Regions from separate parts of the Homo sapiens genome. Here region 2 is linked to region 1. The links are chromatin loops, found by intact Hi-C in ENCODE. Cell type or tissue: heart right ventricle. All regions are shown on one strand. Links, peaks and the distances in the headings refer to the core of each region. The heading gives the core; the rest is flanking DNA.

The links. A loop is a pair of places that touch in the nucleus more often than their neighbours do. Peaks named below come from ENCODE experiments on the same cell type or tissue, not always from the same donor. Only the 100,000 strongest peaks of a DNase experiment are listed, where the experiment ranks them.
Region 2: a loop joins it to region 1, with 2.3 times the contacts of the local background. A loop is called at or near these places in 2 of 110 quality-filtered maps.

The regions. Positions count from the first base shown.
Region 1 is chr15:87,846,629-87,854,835 of GRCh38, forward strand. No RefSeq gene overlaps it. Among named protein-coding and RNA genes, the nearest start is that of MIR11181, 96 kb to the right of the region's middle. In heart right ventricle, for the core only: no CTCF peak of the experiment used is centred there; a DNase peak (open chromatin) is centred at 4,479; H3K27ac peaks cover 835 bases.
Region 2 is chr15:87,945,447-87,953,653 of GRCh38, forward strand. All of the region lies in intron 14 of NTRK3 (neurotrophic receptor tyrosine kinase 3), which reads right to left. It overlaps MIR11181 (microRNA 11181), which reads right to left and starts at 822; the gene lies at 760-822. In heart right ventricle, for the core only: no CTCF peak of the experiment used is centred there; DNase peaks (open chromatin) are centred at 4,096, 4,245 and 4,625; H3K27ac peaks cover 977 bases.

The sequences.
Region 1 (8,207 bases), core at 2,205-7,204:
TTGGGTTATTCTAGGCCTGAAGGAGAATTTTGAGCAGAGCTAGTGATTGAGGGGTGCAGAGTTGAGGAGGGGCTATGGATGCCCGGAAGTGCTGTCCCCCTGCCCCAGCAAGGCAACAGTGGATTATATTTTTTACCTTTTCACTGTGGTAAAATACACATAACATTTACCATTTTAACCACTTTAAAGTGTACAGTTTGGTGGCATTAAGTACATTCACAATGTTGTGCAAACATCACCACTGTCTAGTTCCAGAACTCTTTGAATCACCCCAAACAGAAACCGCATGCCCATTAGCAGTCATTCCTCACTTCTCCCTCCTCCAGGCCCTGGCTGCGACTACTCTTTCTGTCTCTGTGGATTTGCCTATTCTGGACACTTCATATAAATGGAATCGTGCAATATGTAGTCTTTTGTGTTTGGCTTCCTTCACTTAGCATAATGTTTCCAAGGTTTAATCATTTTGTAGCATGTGCCAGTTCTTCCATTTTTTTATGTCTAATACTATTCCACTGTATGGATATACTACATTTTCTTTATACTGTATTTGGTTTTTAATCCCATCATCACAGGTAGGAATGATGACACAGTGAAGAGGACGCTGAGTTAGGCAGGCCTCAGTTCAGCAAAAAGGTGTCAGGCACTCACCACTTTTGAGACATTATACAAGTGTCTTAACTTCTTTGGGCTGTGGCTGTTTCATGTGTGAAATAAAGGTAATAGTTATTGTTAAATGACTATTATCATTAATGTCAATTAAATGAGATGCACAGAATATAAACATACCTGGCACACGAAAGATGATTTAATCCATTTTTGTTTTTCTTTAAATTCCTTAACTTCATAAATATTATTGATAAAACAACTGTCACGGAAACCAAGTGCACCTAGGGTCAGGTGGGATGGACCCTTGCTCAGCACTGGCTCTGCACCTCACACCAGCTGCTGGGGCGGAACTGGGCCCCTTGCCCAGCCCCTGAAAGCTGCCCCTGTCTCCATCAGTCTAACAGGCTATGCTTGTTTTTGTTCTGCATGCTGCTTCTGGAAGCTCTCACCAAGCGGAAATACCTGGGACCAGCACTTTGGGTGGATCACGAGGTCAGGAGATCGAGACCATCCTGGCTAACACGGTGAAATCTTGTCTCTACTAAAAAATTCAAAAAAATTAGCCGGCTGTGGTGGCGGGCACCTGTAGTCCCAGCTACTCGGAGGCTGAGGCAGGAGAATGGCGTGAACCCAGGAGGTGGAGCTTGCAGTGAGCCGAGATCTTGCCACTGCACTCCAGCCTGGGTGACAGAGCGAGACTCCGTCTCAAAAAAAAAAAACAAAAAAAACTCTGACCAATGCTAGGCACGGTGTTGGACATGACATCACAAACTCAAAGCAACCCTGCTAAGTAGGTGTGGTTATTCCCTTGTTACAGATAAGGAAACTTTAGACTTAGATTTTGGGACCTTGTCTAATGAACCTCTAGTCAAGTGTCAGATGCAAGGTGCATCCAGATCTGTAAAACTCCAAAGGCCACACACATTTTATGTTTCAGTTGCATCTCTCTATGTCTCCAAATCAGAGACATAAAAAGTATTGCACAATAATGCCTAAAAGTTAATACATTGTTGATATAAAAGATTATGTAAAACATGAAAATGTCAGAGTCAGTTTTATATGTCTCCTGTGTCTTTTTAAAATTTATTAAATTTTAATTGCCAAATAATAATTACGTACATTTATAGGGTTTATTGTGATATTTTGCCATATGTATACATTGTGGGATGATTACATCAAGCTAATTAACATATTCATCACCTCAAATGCTTATTTTTTGTAATGAAAACATTTAAACCCTTTTTTAGCAATTTTGAAATATTTAACACAGTATTATTAACTAGGGTCACCTTGCTGTGCAATAGATCTTGAAAACTTATTCCTTTGTCTAAATGGAACTCTGTGCCCTTTGGTCAACTTCTCTCCATTGCCCACCCCATCCCCTACCTCAGCTTCTGGTCACCGTCATTCTACTCTCTACTCCTACGAGTCTGACATTTTTAGATTTCAAATATAAGTGAGATCATGGGATATCTCTCTTTCTGTGCCTAGCTTAGGCACAGAAATAAACCAATAGGTTTATTTTTTAAATGCTCAACATCACTAATTATCGGGGAAAGCAAATTGAAATCACAATGAGACATCATCTCACACCTGTGAAAATGGCTATTATCACAGAGGCAACAGAAAATAAGCATTGGTGAGGATGTGGAGGAAGTGGAATCCTTCTACACTATTGGTGGGAAGGTAAATTAGTGCAGACATTGTAGAGAAAGTATGCAGTCCCTCAAAAGGCAAATATAATTATCATATGATCCAGCAAATCCATTTCTGGATATATCTACAAATGAATTGAAATCAGCATGTGGAAAAGATATCTGCACTATAATTACAACACTTTTCACATTAGCCAAGACATCAATGGATGAATAGATAAAGAAAATATGGAGTCACTTTCAAATTACTTGTTTCGCCTTAGATACTATTAACTAACACCCTGCTAGGAGAAATGAAGAAATGTTTATGTTGTCTCTTACCGATTTTTGTTAATTACAGTATAATTTTATATTGTCAATTTTCATATTCTTTTGATTTTAAACCATTATTTCTAAAATAATCTAAATAACCATGACTTGGATTGTATTCAATATTTAAAAGTATTTATGACTAATCCCCACATGTTCTCCTATCTTGGAGCTGTTTTCATGGTTTTGGTGGGGGCAGTGGGAAGAGGCGGAGAGAGAAGGGGTCACACAGTGACCCTGTCTGTCCTTTAACTTTGTATCCAATTTGCCTGGACTTATAAAATTCTCAAGGCATGCATTTTTTGTTTGTTTGCTTGTAAATCCAGTAGCAATTGTTTAACAGTCTTCTAACACAGGGGTTTAAGTGGCAAGTCCTTTTTTTTTTTTTTTTTTAGATGGAGTTTCACTCTTTTTGCCCATGCTAGAGTGCAATGGCCTGCTCACTGCAACCTCCACCTCCTGGGCTCAAGTGATTCTCCTGCCTCAGCCTCCTGAGAAGCTGGGATTGGGTCATCATGCCCTGCTAATTTTTATACTTTTAGTAGAGACAGGGTTTTGCCATGTTGGCCGAGCTAGTCTCAAACTCCTGACCTCGGGCGATCCACCCTCCTCAACCTCCCAAAGTGCTGGGATTACAGGTATGAGCCACCACGGCCAGCCTCGCATGTCCATTTTTAATGATAGTTATAGGTTTAACTTTGGGATTAACAGATCTCATTTCAAAGAGTTTCTAAGTAGAGTCTATTAGGCAACTTGATGGTGACATGAATTTGAATTTCAGCAAAGCTGCTTATGATATCCTTGTGGCATATTTTCTTTCCCATTGATCACTGTAGACAGTCTCATTGTCCCTATCCATTGATTTTGCTGTGAAAAAATACAAAACCAGACTAATTTTTACCCTGGGAGGGAGACCGGCTGCCTCAAATTCTTTCTTTATTATACACAATTTAATAACTTAGGCAGAAAATGTCTTTGTGTTCCTCTGGAATACACTTTAATCTTTGCATATGTAAATTCAGTTCTTCTGAAATTTGAGGATAATTTTCTTCTATTGCATTTTCAAATACTACCTCCATTCCATTTGTTGGATTATCTTCTTAAAGGACATCAATTAACCTGGGTTGAATTACCTGTGGCACCTATATCCATTCTCCTATCTGTAGCTGATTTAAACTCCTTTTCTTTGTGTGCATGGTAAGCTCTTCAAGCTCCTTCTCTGAGTCAGTAATTTCATTTTTGACCATGTCTCTTATTTTTTTTGCTGTTTTTTATTTATTTGTTAGTCAGGAAAGGATACTGTCATTGGTCTTTAATTTGCTTTCTTAATTTCTTGTGATTTTTTTCTTTCTCAGTCGGCTGGTTATAACCTGATTATAAAGCTCATTTTATTAAATTTCTATCGTTATTTTGTTCTATACCTTCAAGGACTCAGGAGGATTTCCTTCTTGTTTTCTATTCCAGATTCTGTTCTGTAAATATGTTTTGAATGCTCTATTCCTTCCTTCCACCCAACTATCTATTTATCCATCATTTCTCCATTTCTCTTTATTGTATAATCTATATTATATATAACAAAATTATATATAATATGATATATATATTCATTATTACATTTCTTTTACTAGCTCTTTCTTAACATGAGCAATTGGATCCATATTTTCTATTTATCCTGATCCATAGTGGGTGAATTCTCTTTGACATTCTTCCCACCTTAACTGAAACATTTATGTCTCAGCAGAAGTTTGAGGGTTGAGTATTGTGTGCTATCAGTTTTTCTGTGGTCTGAGAAAATCTGGGAAGGAAAGAGGGACAGCCCAGTGGGGGCCGGAATTCTGGAGGACTTGGCTTGATGCAAATGTCCTTTGACGGACTGTTTGGCTGATATCCCAGCCATGAACTGGATATGCTAGAGGTGTGCTTGGATCTGTCCCCAGACAGATTGGAGCCATGAGACCGAGGGGAGCTCTAACCAACATTGCTGCCTTTGATGAGAGCCTCACAAAGTCAGCAGGGCCCTCTGCACTAGAGGATTTGCCCACAGCTTTCCTGAGCTCCCTCAAGCCACTTCTCTGCGAATCTCAGCATTTTTTTTCCAATTGACATTCTTTCTCCAGCATTACTTCTAAGGGCTGAGGGGAGGGACAGAGACCATAGCAACTCCGCCAGAATTTATAGTTTTATAACCACCACTCTGAGAGTTTATAACATAAAGTTATACCCCAGCCCTTACTTTTTTCCTGCTAGTAAGTTGTTTTCAGATTCTTTCTCTTTTTAGAGGGAGATTCCTTACCTGTGCTTAATCGCACTATTTTTGTGCATAAATTCTGTCTTAGTTTATGACTCCTTTAAGCAGCATAATGACCTTGGATTAGAAAGTCTGTAGACCTGGGCATGAAACCCAACTCCATCTCTTAACAGCAGTGGTTCTCAACTCAACTGGGGCCAATTTTGACAATGTCCAGTGACATTTTAATCATCATGACTGGCAGGTGCTACTGACATCTAGGGGGTACAGGCCAGGGATGCTGTGCCATTTTACAATGGCACAGTCTGGTGCCAAACCACGTACTCACAGGACAGCTTCCCAGAACAAAGAATTATCTTATGCTAAGTGTCAATAATGCCAAGATTGAGAGACTCCACCTTAGTAGCTGAGTAGATTTGGGCAATTCTTTTAATCTCCTTAAGCTTTAGTGACTTTGTCTTTAAAATGAGCATAATAATGTCTGTCTTAGTCAATAGACGGTAGAGTTTTAATGTTAATATAGTCATAATAACATAATGATAATACTTCTATTATTATCCCTGGAACTATTATTAGTAGTAAAATGGTAATTTTTTGAACCGCTGTGTGAATGCAAGCAATTTCCTCATCTATTCTAACCTCAAATTATTGCAAAGTTAAATTTATTTGGGGGGCAACCTTGTCTTTCACTGACTCTTACTGTTTCATCTGTTTTCGTTTGTTTGTTGTTGACATTGCCCTGTTCACCTTTTTTTTTAAACGAATCCTTGACACTTCCTGGGAAAAGCAGCATCCTGTCATTTTTTTTAATTGCAAGTATGTATTTTGCTTGCCTTCTTTTATGCCTCATATTAACATGTCCTCCAAACACAGTGCCAAGATAAAAGTGTGAGAGAAGGCCAACTTCCACCTCCAGGGCCAGAGAATTTGATGTGGGCATTGGATTAGAGCATCCCCTGGTAATGAGTATGCCCTTCATGGTGTGAAATGAAAGGCTTTGCTATTTTGTCTTGTTTTATTGGTAAAGAGTGGCCATAGTTCAAATACACCCAATGTGGGTTGTCTGCTGTCCATTCGTCCATTCAGGTTAGTAGTACAGAATATCATCTTGCTATGCTCTTATCTTAAGATCAGTAAAGTGAATGGTGTAAGACATTTGCCAAGGGATAGGAATAAGATGGAAATCATACTTTCCAGACTCTTTATCCTTGCTCTCAAGGTCTCAGGGCATAATGACCATGACTCCAGGCTTGGGGAAAAGTTTCTGTTTCTGGCCTATAAAGACACCACACGGGAGGGGAATGGTGGCCCTGGCCTTGGAGTCTCTTGCTTTGCAAGTTCATCTAACTAACCCTGACCCGACTGCCCTGAGAAGTCTTCGGAGAAACTATAATGTGTATATGAACATGTGTCGTTGTATATGTATCTGTAAGTCCTTGTGAGTTTACAAAAGCAGCAGAACATTGTCAAAATAGCATGGGCTTCGGAGTCAGATGAACCTAGGTTCATATTTCACCTCTGCCATTTATGAGCTGGTGTCATTAGACGAGTCAATTAACCTCTTTGAAGTTCAGTTTTCTCAATTGGAAAATGGGATTAATAAAGTCCACCTAAGCAACGAGCAGATGACCCTAAAATGGCAGATGCCACTCTTCAATGTCTCTTTCTATTGCTCAAATATTAACAGCAGGACAAATTTTTACTTTTGTGAAATGTATTCTAGTTTTAAAGCTCAGTGGGCTGCTATTATTCCTGGATCTATTTAGTGGCTGTTAATGACCTTCTCCTTGTGTGACAGTTAGAGACAAATAACCATGACCAGGCTGGGGGAAGCTGGGGAGAGATGGATTGAATTTGATCCATGATTGGAAAAGTGTGGAAGCTGGGATTTTTATTGTTTGATTTAACGAATCTTAATAGGGCTTGGCCTTGGGAGACACAAATCAATAATGTAATCTTAGTGCTCTCATTGGCTCACCAGTTCTGTTTCATTCAGAAAAAGCCTCCCAGAACCCCATCAGGGACACATTTAATTCTCAGTAAAAGGATAGGCCACTCTCAAGAAGATAAAAGAATCATGATGATTATAATATTGATGATGACATGATGATGACGAGGAGGAGGATGAAGACAACTGGTAATGATAATAATGATGGTGATGGTGATGATGATGGCAAATGATTATTACCATTTACTCAGGGACTATCAAGTGCAAGACCCTGCACTAAACACTTAGTGCATGTCTTCACATGACCTGGTACTATAACAACAGGCTGTAGGTATGACAATCTTTTTTATAAATGAGAAAACTGAGACGCACAGAAGCTAACTGACTTGCCCAAGGTCCCCAGTGGATGAGGAGGATGTTGGGATAATGAGAGTTATATTTTTTCCTAGTGGTTTGGGGAATAAGGTGATGCTGTAGAAGTCATCACCTTCTTTAAACACCTTTCCTTTAAACATTCTCACAGGGAATACCAAGTAGAAACAAAATTTGCTTGTGGTCAGAGAGACATAAGGTTAAATTTTGTCCCTGACTCAAACTTGCTTTGTGTCCTTTGGGAAGGAAGTTAATCTTTCTAAGACTTAGGTTCTCCAAACCCCAGTTTTCTCACCTGGCAAAGTAAAGACAAAAATATGTAACTCATGAGGAGTGGTTATGATGAAGGTTTATTGACCTGCCCAACTGGTGCATGGGAGGTGCTTAATGAATGTCATTTTCTTCCTCTAGGACTGATAAGGGGCCAGAGCAGGTAAAGCCAGAGGCTGGGCCATATCAGTCCTGCAGTACTGGACTATAGGAGTTGGTGCAGACAAAGCTGACTCAGAGTGAGACAGAGGGGGGTCTTAACAGTGGTTGATGGCACTGGAAAAAAAAAATCACAAACAATATTATCACCTCATTTCTCTAGAGAAAATGTAAAATTCCTGTGAGCAATATACATCCAGTGTTTTTAAAAATCACCGTTTTTCTCAAAACATTTTATGATCAATCCAATCATTCCTGGATGAAAGGCCCTACATTTATAGGGTGAGAAAAAACACCTTCAGAACTCTCCTGGGGTCTTTTGTCCAACCTTTGACTAAGTGGTCATTTTGCTTCACCTACGGACTAGAACAGAAGTAATAAGGAAAAGGACATGGTAGCCATCATCTATCTAGGCAAAAACTGGTGTGCCATACTCTCCCCTCCAGCCCTCTTCTAAATAGTCACACACCACTTTGACTCTGAGTTGCTCTTTGCCGATTACTTCTGCTGGTTCTGAATCACAAGTTATCCATCATAGGTGACCATCATATCTCTAATATATAGAGGACTGTCTATCAAAAGGCACAAGAGGATTTTTACAACAGTAAAATATCCCTCTCTAGGGGTGACAGGGCCCTAG
Region 2 (8,207 bases), core at 1,658-6,657, 98 kb after region 1:
TTCCAGCCTGCAGCAAGCGTGACCTAGAGCAGAATCTCTAATCCATTGAGGTAACTGGTCACCTCTGGACAGAAAATCTCAGAGCCCTGAGAGGTCAGTGGGCAGGCAGGGGTTATCCCTCATCCTACCTCTGTTCCCCTTGGCTGCCCTGTGGGGCAGGAGGGGAGGTATACACAGAGCCGCTGGATACACTGACATCGCTGGACACAGAGGTGACCACTGTCAGCTTCACCTCCCTGTTCTGGGAGAATGAGGGCAGGGAGGTGGCAGGCATAAACTGCTCAGCCCTGCGACCAGGGAGGAAGAGGGAACAAAAAATCTGCCCCAAATGGCACTGCTGAAAGAGTGAAGACTGGGAAAAAAAAAAAAAAAAAAAAAAAAAACAGATCTCTATTGAAATCCTGACCCTCTTACTTACTAATTGAATCCTATCCTCTCCACACCTCTAGTTCCTTATCTGTAGAATGGGAACATGGATGTTGACTTGGCAGAACTGTTCAGAGGATGATTTAAAATTTTTAGATAATAAAGATGATATAAAATATCTAAAATATATTAGACATTTAACAGATGTTTTTCTTTCCTTTCCAATTTTCATTTCAACTAGGAGCTCAATACCTATCTTGCAAATAAAATCGTGGCTTGAAAAGAAATGTGGAGAAGGATGATGATTTTCTCCTAAAATAAAATGGCACGAGCTTGCCCAGGAGTAAGCTGGCCCTGGCTCAGAGGTCACCAGCTCTGTCTACGGCTGCCACCACCATGCCTGACCTCCTCCTCCTTCAGAGGCCAAAACAGTTTGCGGGAGGAGGTTGGTCAGACAGTGGAATAAAGACATCAAAAGGCAGAGACAGCCACCAACTCAAGATTGGCATTGATCAGTAGAGAGAAACCCGATTTCCCAGGGTCGGTGGTTATAAATAACAGTTATCCTGCTGTATGCCAAGCAGCAAATTCGGTCCCCAAAGGTGAGTGTGTGCACTCAGTCACACTCAGATTGCCTTAAAAGAAACTTGTTTGCTACCTCGGTGCTTTGGCTAATTATTGTCTTGGGGACCACGTGTGTGGACAGGACTGAGACAGTCCTTCTCTGAAGGTGTTGACTTAAGAGGCTCAGAAGCAGTCCCCTGCCACCACCAGCAGCCCTGAGGGCTGGCCCCTGGTGGCAGCTCCTAACCATCCTGCCCTCCCCTCTTCCCTGGCTCATGTTGATACTCAGTTCCTAACTAGTTCCTGTCCTCATCACTGAGACCTCACAGATCTTTCCCTTGTGGATTCCATCTCGCTCTGCACTGCTCCTTTAGCTCGTTGTTATCCCTCTGTGCCCTTATTAATAATAAAAATAACTGCCATCAATTGAGCACTTATCCTGAGCCAGATACCAGGCTGAGCACATGATACCTTTACAGCTCTGTCTTTCGTGGGTTCTTTTTTTTTTTTTTTTTTTTTTTTTGAGATGGAATCTCGCTCTATCGCCCAGGCTGGAGTGCAATGGCGCAATCTGGGCTCACTGCAACCTCCGCCACACAAGTTCAAGCAATTCTGCCTCAGACTCCCGAGTATCTGGGATTTCAGGTGCGTGCCACCACACCTGGTGAATTTTTGTACTTTTAGTAGAGATGGCATTTCACCATGTTGGCCAGGCTGGTCTCAAACTCCCGACCTCAGGTAATTCACCTGCCTCAGCCTCCCAAAGTGCTAGGATTACAGGCATCAGCCACCGTGCCCGGCCCTACAAGTCTCTTAAACACAATATGTTGCTGTCCCCGTGCTACAGATGAGGGGGCTGAAGCTCCAGGTGGTTACGTAACTTGCCCAAGATCCCCTAGCTGTTAGAGGTGTCCTGTGGGACTCTAAAGGCTGGGCTGAGCAGACTGTGCCACCTTGACATCCTTTAATCATGACAGCCCCCTTCAACCCCTGCAACCCCTACTTCAGAGAGAGGCTCTGCTTTCTGCACTGGCATCAGTACTTGGTAGAAACCAATAACATCTGTAAAGAGAGAGTGTGTCACTTTATCCTGGAACCTATTCTTCCTACCCTTGATTGCCACCACCTAAGCTCAATGTGAGCCACCAGGATGACATTTGAAGATAAAGCCAGCACCAGAATGCAGAAACCCAAGACCTTGCTGCCCCACCCAGAAACAGAGTTTCCAGGACCTCAGGCTCACCCATTACAAGGTGAGTCCTGAGCGTGACTACACGCAGGAGGGAGGAGGGAGGAGGGAGATTCTTGGCAGGAGAGAAGGGGGAAGAGAAAACAGGGAGAGGAAGGGAGGATCTGTGAGAAGCGTGTGTTTTCTCTGCACTAACCAGACCCTAGGGTCTCTGGCTGCCAAAAAGGCTCAGAAGAAAACATTAATTCAATACCACATATTTAATTACACATGAAATGGAATGTCTTTAAATGGAAAAGAATAACATTCTGGGAGCTCCAACTCTGGGTGTTTGAAGTGGCAGGAGGGAGAAAGAGGGCCAGCTTTGAACCTTTGAGGGGGAAGGAGACCACCAAGAGGGCAGGGCCCTGCCTGGGCTCAAGATATAAATTTCTGCCAGCCCTCAAAGAACTGCCCTCACACTTTCTCCTGGCCTCCTGGCTGGGTCTCACCTCACGCCTTCTATGAATGGCAAGCAAGAGGAGCTAATTGCATAAGGTATTGCATAAGAGCATAGCCAGACAAACATGTGCCCTGGCCAGCTACAGGCCCTTTGTAGGGGTCTCCAGCCAACCCAGTCAGTTCTCCACCTGGACAGAAGAGTAGAGCATGGCTAAACTATTCAAACCACCACTCCTGCAGAGCCATCCCTGGATGATTTATAGACTAGGAGAAAAAAGAGGATCTCCTGGTTTCCTGTAAAGGACCTTTCTAAGAGAAGACATTTTGAAGGCTGGAGATCTAAGACAAAAACTCTGCAGAATTTTTTTAGAGGTCTAGAATTTAAAAATTAGTAATCAAGGCCAGGTGCGGTGGCTCACGCCTGTAATCCCAGCACTTTGGGAGGCCGAGGTGGGTGGATCACTTGAGGTCAGGAGTTCAAGACCAGCCTGGCCAACATGGCGAAACCCCATCTCTGCTAAAAATACAAAAATTATCCGCACTCAGTGCCATGTGCTTATAATCCCAGCTACTTGGGAAGCTGAAGCAGGAGAATCGCTTGAACCTGGGAGGCGGAGATTGTGGTGAGCTGATATTGCGCCACTGCACTCCAGCCTGGGCGACAGAGCAAGACTCTGTCTCAAAAATAAATAAATAAAATAAAAAATAAAAATGATTAGTCAAATGGGGTAACAATGACTTGGGAATGGATTCCAGGTTGAATGACCACCAGCCCTGATTGTTCCTGTTGCTGCCCTGGGACCAGGTTGGCTCAGGATTTTTTACCTAAGAATAAGAACCTGGATCTTTCTGCTGGCCAGTCCATGCCTCGTCCCTAGGCCTTCTCTGGATTAGGGCTTCCCTCACACATTCTTTTCAGAGTTTGACATTTTTACAAAGAGGCTTTGAAGGGTGCTGGCAGTTGCACAAGTCAAAAGGCCAAAAGTCAAAAGGCATGTGTTGCTCAAGTTCGTAGGCTGGGCCTAGCACAGGGCCTGAGACCAAGTAGGTACCCACTAACTATATGATGAATGGGCAAATAAATTAAAACTCCCCCTGAAGCACTGCTAGAGACTTTAGCAGGGAAAACACTGCAAAGAGGGAGGAAGAAGGGAATCTGGGGGAGTGGCAAAAAGAAAGGAAAGATGAGTGAGAATGGGAAAAGAGCCAGGAAGTTCCTAAGAACAGACTTATTTATGTCCTGGCTCCGAGAATGGCCCGAGGAACCAAGATCGTATTGAACCAGGAAAGTACTGAGACCCACATCCTAACCCTCAGTCTCCGGCTCCCCAGACTTCTAAACAAAGTGCCTCCGTGGTCAGCTCTGAAGAAGCTCAGCAAACAGCAGGTCCCACTCTGGGGCACGTGTGCACCCTTAGGCTAGAGGTAGCAGTCTAGGACACCGAGACACTGTGTTCCCACCAAGATGAACATATAAATAAGACACCCTGCTGTTTCTGGAAGCAGTGAAGAGAGAGGATCAGCAGAGGACTGTCTGTTCTGGGGCAATTTCCAGTTCACATTTCCTGACACAAGAAGTTCAGAAGCTGAGGCTGAAGTTCAGAAGTGTCCCTGCTCCCCAGTGCTACCCCACCATGCTCCACCGCCATGAGCTCAGACACCAACCAACACCCAGGCTCCCAACATCAGCCTCCCTACCACAGTACGCCTGCCCTTTCATACCCACTTCCTGGTCTCTATATTCTGTTGGCCTTTCCCGTGGCAAGAGTGCCTCTGGCTCTCATTAAGCAGTGACTGCTTGAGCCAAGAATAAAGAGAAAAAGAACTCCCCAAGGAGAGCCATCTGGAATTGTGAAGTTAGGTGCTGAAAGATGAATCTCAGGCTCCGACTGAGAATGTGTCCCTCTGACAACTTGCTGGGCCCCCTCCTTCCTCTGCCTCTTCTGGCCTGACAGTGACAAACCCTCTTCAAAGTGCCCATATGAGGGTCACATCCCACCTCTCAATCTCCCCAGAGGCCCTTCCTTTCCAGCTACTACCCAGGAATGCTGCCTTGGCCTCTCATTCCTGGCATCTGGCTCTGTCCCCCAAGCCGTCCCTGTGATGTCATGTTCTCACCAGAACACGCAGAGCACAATGTGCTAAAGGCTGTCCCTTCCAGCACCAGAATTCTGGGCCAAGACATAGGTTGCAGGGCACTGGAGCCATGAGATGCAGCTCCATGATGAAAGTCTTGAGGTCAGGAAGAGAAACACCTGTGAGGACCACAGGGTGAACCGTAGAAGGGGAGACCAGAGGATCCCAGTCACCCATTTGCAGGACACACCATTGACCTTGACAGCTACCTACAACCATGGGTCCAAGATAAAACTGAGCTGCTTCAGGCAGAATAAGGAGAAAGAGCATCATTTGGTCTATAAAAGAGAGGCAGCAGCACCCCCCAAAATACAACAGACACGAAGAAAAGAAGAAAGGACAGGAAGGGGACCTTGGGAGCAAACACCAGGATCAGAGTAAGGGGACTGAGAAAGAACATGGCTTTGGAATGAGACAGAACTGGGTATAAATTCACACTCAAGGACACATCCTCAGAGGCCGCATTTGGCAATTTACTAAACCAGTCTCAAATGTTGTTTTCATGAGCGAAATTAAGAAAATATCCACCTCATTGACTTGCCATGAGGATTCAGTGAAATCATGTGTACAGTCGTACATTTGGAGCGTGTCGAAGGAGCTAATGCCCATAAAAGTTCGGGAAGGAATATGCCAATTTCTTCCTCTCACCTGCTCTCTGCTCAAACCTGCAAGGATTCTCCCTTATTATTGTTACGGTTATTATTAAAGTGCTTACTGCATGGAGTTTTGATATCTTTAAATGAAGAGATTAAGTGTTTAAAACAGTTGGGAGGCACACAGTAGGTGCTCAATAGGCCTTAACATAGAGTATCCATGTCTTCAGGACAGTTTTTAGTCTGATATTTGAGAATTCTGATAACCTGGCCCAAATCCCCAGGCTTTATCCTCATAAATGCATTAAATAGATCCAACAGATGGACAGGCTGGCCATCCACTGTCCTCTGAGCAACCATGTGAGCTCGTGCTGTGCATCTGTGTCCTAGCTTTCCTCCATCTGGGGTACCCGTCCCCACTTCCACTAGTAGAAATCAACCCAATCCCCAACACGGGAAATAATCCTGTGTTATCCGTAAGATCATTTCCTGATCTTCTCTTTCTCTCCTCAGAATGTCTATTCCTTATGCAAAAATAGGTGTCCTAGGACCATCTCTGCTTATTTTGTTGCCCCCTACATAAGCTCACCTCCTGGGCAGCTCAGAGGAAACCAGTTCAAAACAACCTTGCTGCCTGACTAGAGAGAGTAAGTGGTGTTGGCAAAGACCAGCATTCAATTTTTATGTGATAGGATTTAGTTATACTAAGGCATAAAATTCCAGTTCATTTGTGGACATGGGCCGAGCCCTTAGACTTCCTACATTCACCAGGTTCCAGAAGAAAAGCTTGCTGGCCTGAAGAAGTCTGCTTACCCTCATTCTTTCCCCCAGCAATGAACTTACTGATGGAAAGGATTTTAGTTAATGCACAAAGGACCCTAGGAAATGAACAGGTCACCCAGTGAGTCCTTCCACAGAGACTTGGGAGGCCTTTCTGTGGAAAAGCCTAACTTTACTCTTGCTTAAAGCAGAAGGCTCAGACACCAGAGAGAAGGTGATGCCCTGCTTCTGAAGGAAATGGAAGGCAGGCCCGAAGTCCACGGAAATGTAGAAACTAGAATCCCCATGTGGGGTCCTTAACCCTAAGGGTCTTTCTTCAAGAAAGACTTGGCCGGGTGTGGTGGCTCACACCTGTAATCCCAGCACTTTGGGAGGCTGAGGCAGATAGATCACCTGAGGTCAGGAGTTTGAGACCAGCCTGGCCAATATAGTGAAAGCAAGTTTCCACTAAAAAAACAAAAATTAGCCAGGCGTGATGGCACGCACCTGTAATCCTAGCTACTCGGGAAGCTGAGGTGGGAGAATCGCTTGAACTTGGGAGGCAGAGGTTGCAGTCAGCCGAGATGGCGCCACCGCACTCCAGGCTGGGCAACAGAGCAAGATTCCATTTCAAAAGAAAGAAAAGAAAAGAAAAGAAGGAGAAAGAAAGAAGAAAGAAAAGAAGGAGAAAGAAAGAAGAAAGGAAAGAAAGAAAGAAGAAAAGAAAAGAGAAAGAAAAGAAAAGAAAAAGAAAGAAAGAGAAAGAAAAGAAGGAAGGAAAGAAAGAAAGAAAAGAAAGACTCCTCTTTCCTCTTCTTCCTAACGTGCTTAAAATCCAGTCTAGTCGTGAGCTCCTAGGACACACACGTGCCCCCCATGAAAGGGCTCTTGCCCTTGCACAGCAGGGAAGCTCTGTTGGGCTGCTCTGGTTGCCCCATTGGGGCTTCCTGTCTTCCCTCAGGTGTGCAGTGGAGCGCTGGTGATCAGCCTCTCTGCGAACCCCCACCTCCTCTCCCTGCCCCGGGGACAGACAGCTCCCCGTCCCTCCGTAACTCAGCCCAGCTCCCACAGGCTTCCTCTGGAGCCCTTGGTGACACAAAGTTATCTTGGCCGCCGGCTCACCCTGTGCGCACTCCATTATTCCCGGCACCATCTCCTTCCGCGTGACCTCTGCATTTGGACACCGTTTCCATCAGACTCTTTTGGAAGTCTCTGAAGCCCACCCTCCGCAGACTGAGGAGACTGTCCGGGAGTCCCGAGAGGTCACGCTGGGCCCCTTTCAAGGTATATGTTCCCATTCCCCACTCCCACTCCCGGAGCCAGGGCTTCTGCCAGGCACCCCCGCCTTTCCTGCCCTACCCCCGCCGCCCCCTCTAAGCCTCTCGCTCTGGCCCTCACCCTGTATCTGATGGGGAACAAGGTCGGAGGCCAGGGCCTGCGAGTCCCAGCCACGCCGGCCCTCCGCGTGGGCAGCCACAGCTCAGCGCAGCCAGCAGATTCGTTCCGCAAGGCCTCCGCGATCCTGGATCCATGCTTCCCCCTGTCGAAGCCCACTCACTCTGCCAGGTGTTTTCCCACCACATCCTCTGAGCTGACTTCCAAGAGTTTCCCCCACACCAGATGTTAAACGCACTGGCCGGTGGTTTTCTGGCCTGTCTCCTGAACCTCTCCCACCCTACAATTCTATAGAAAACAACAAAAGAAAACCAAAGAAAAAGAACTGGTGGAATTACAAGCGCCCCTATCTGACCCCTGGAATCCCTCCCCTGGCTTGGGGGTCTTGGATCAGGTCCATGTGTGTTCACCAAGCTCCGAGTTTGCTGCCTCTCGGGCACTAGCTAAAGTCATCAGCAAACACTTACATGGATGGTGCTTTGGACCAGAAGACGATTCTTTATCGTTTTCCTGGTACTGACAGAAACTGAGTCACATAGAGAAGTGTGAGGTTTCAATGATGTCAATGTTATTTGTTCTTACTAGTCTCTGGGAAGATCCCAGACATTGGAGGTCAAGTGGTTTCTGGGACTGACGGTCAGTGGAAAATAGAGAAGGGAGAAATCTTCACTGAATATCACTAGACCTGTGCAGCTAATGAATGGCCACCTCTTATTGATAGGCCTGGACCTCTTTGGGTGGCCCCAGAAGAACCAAGGTGAGGT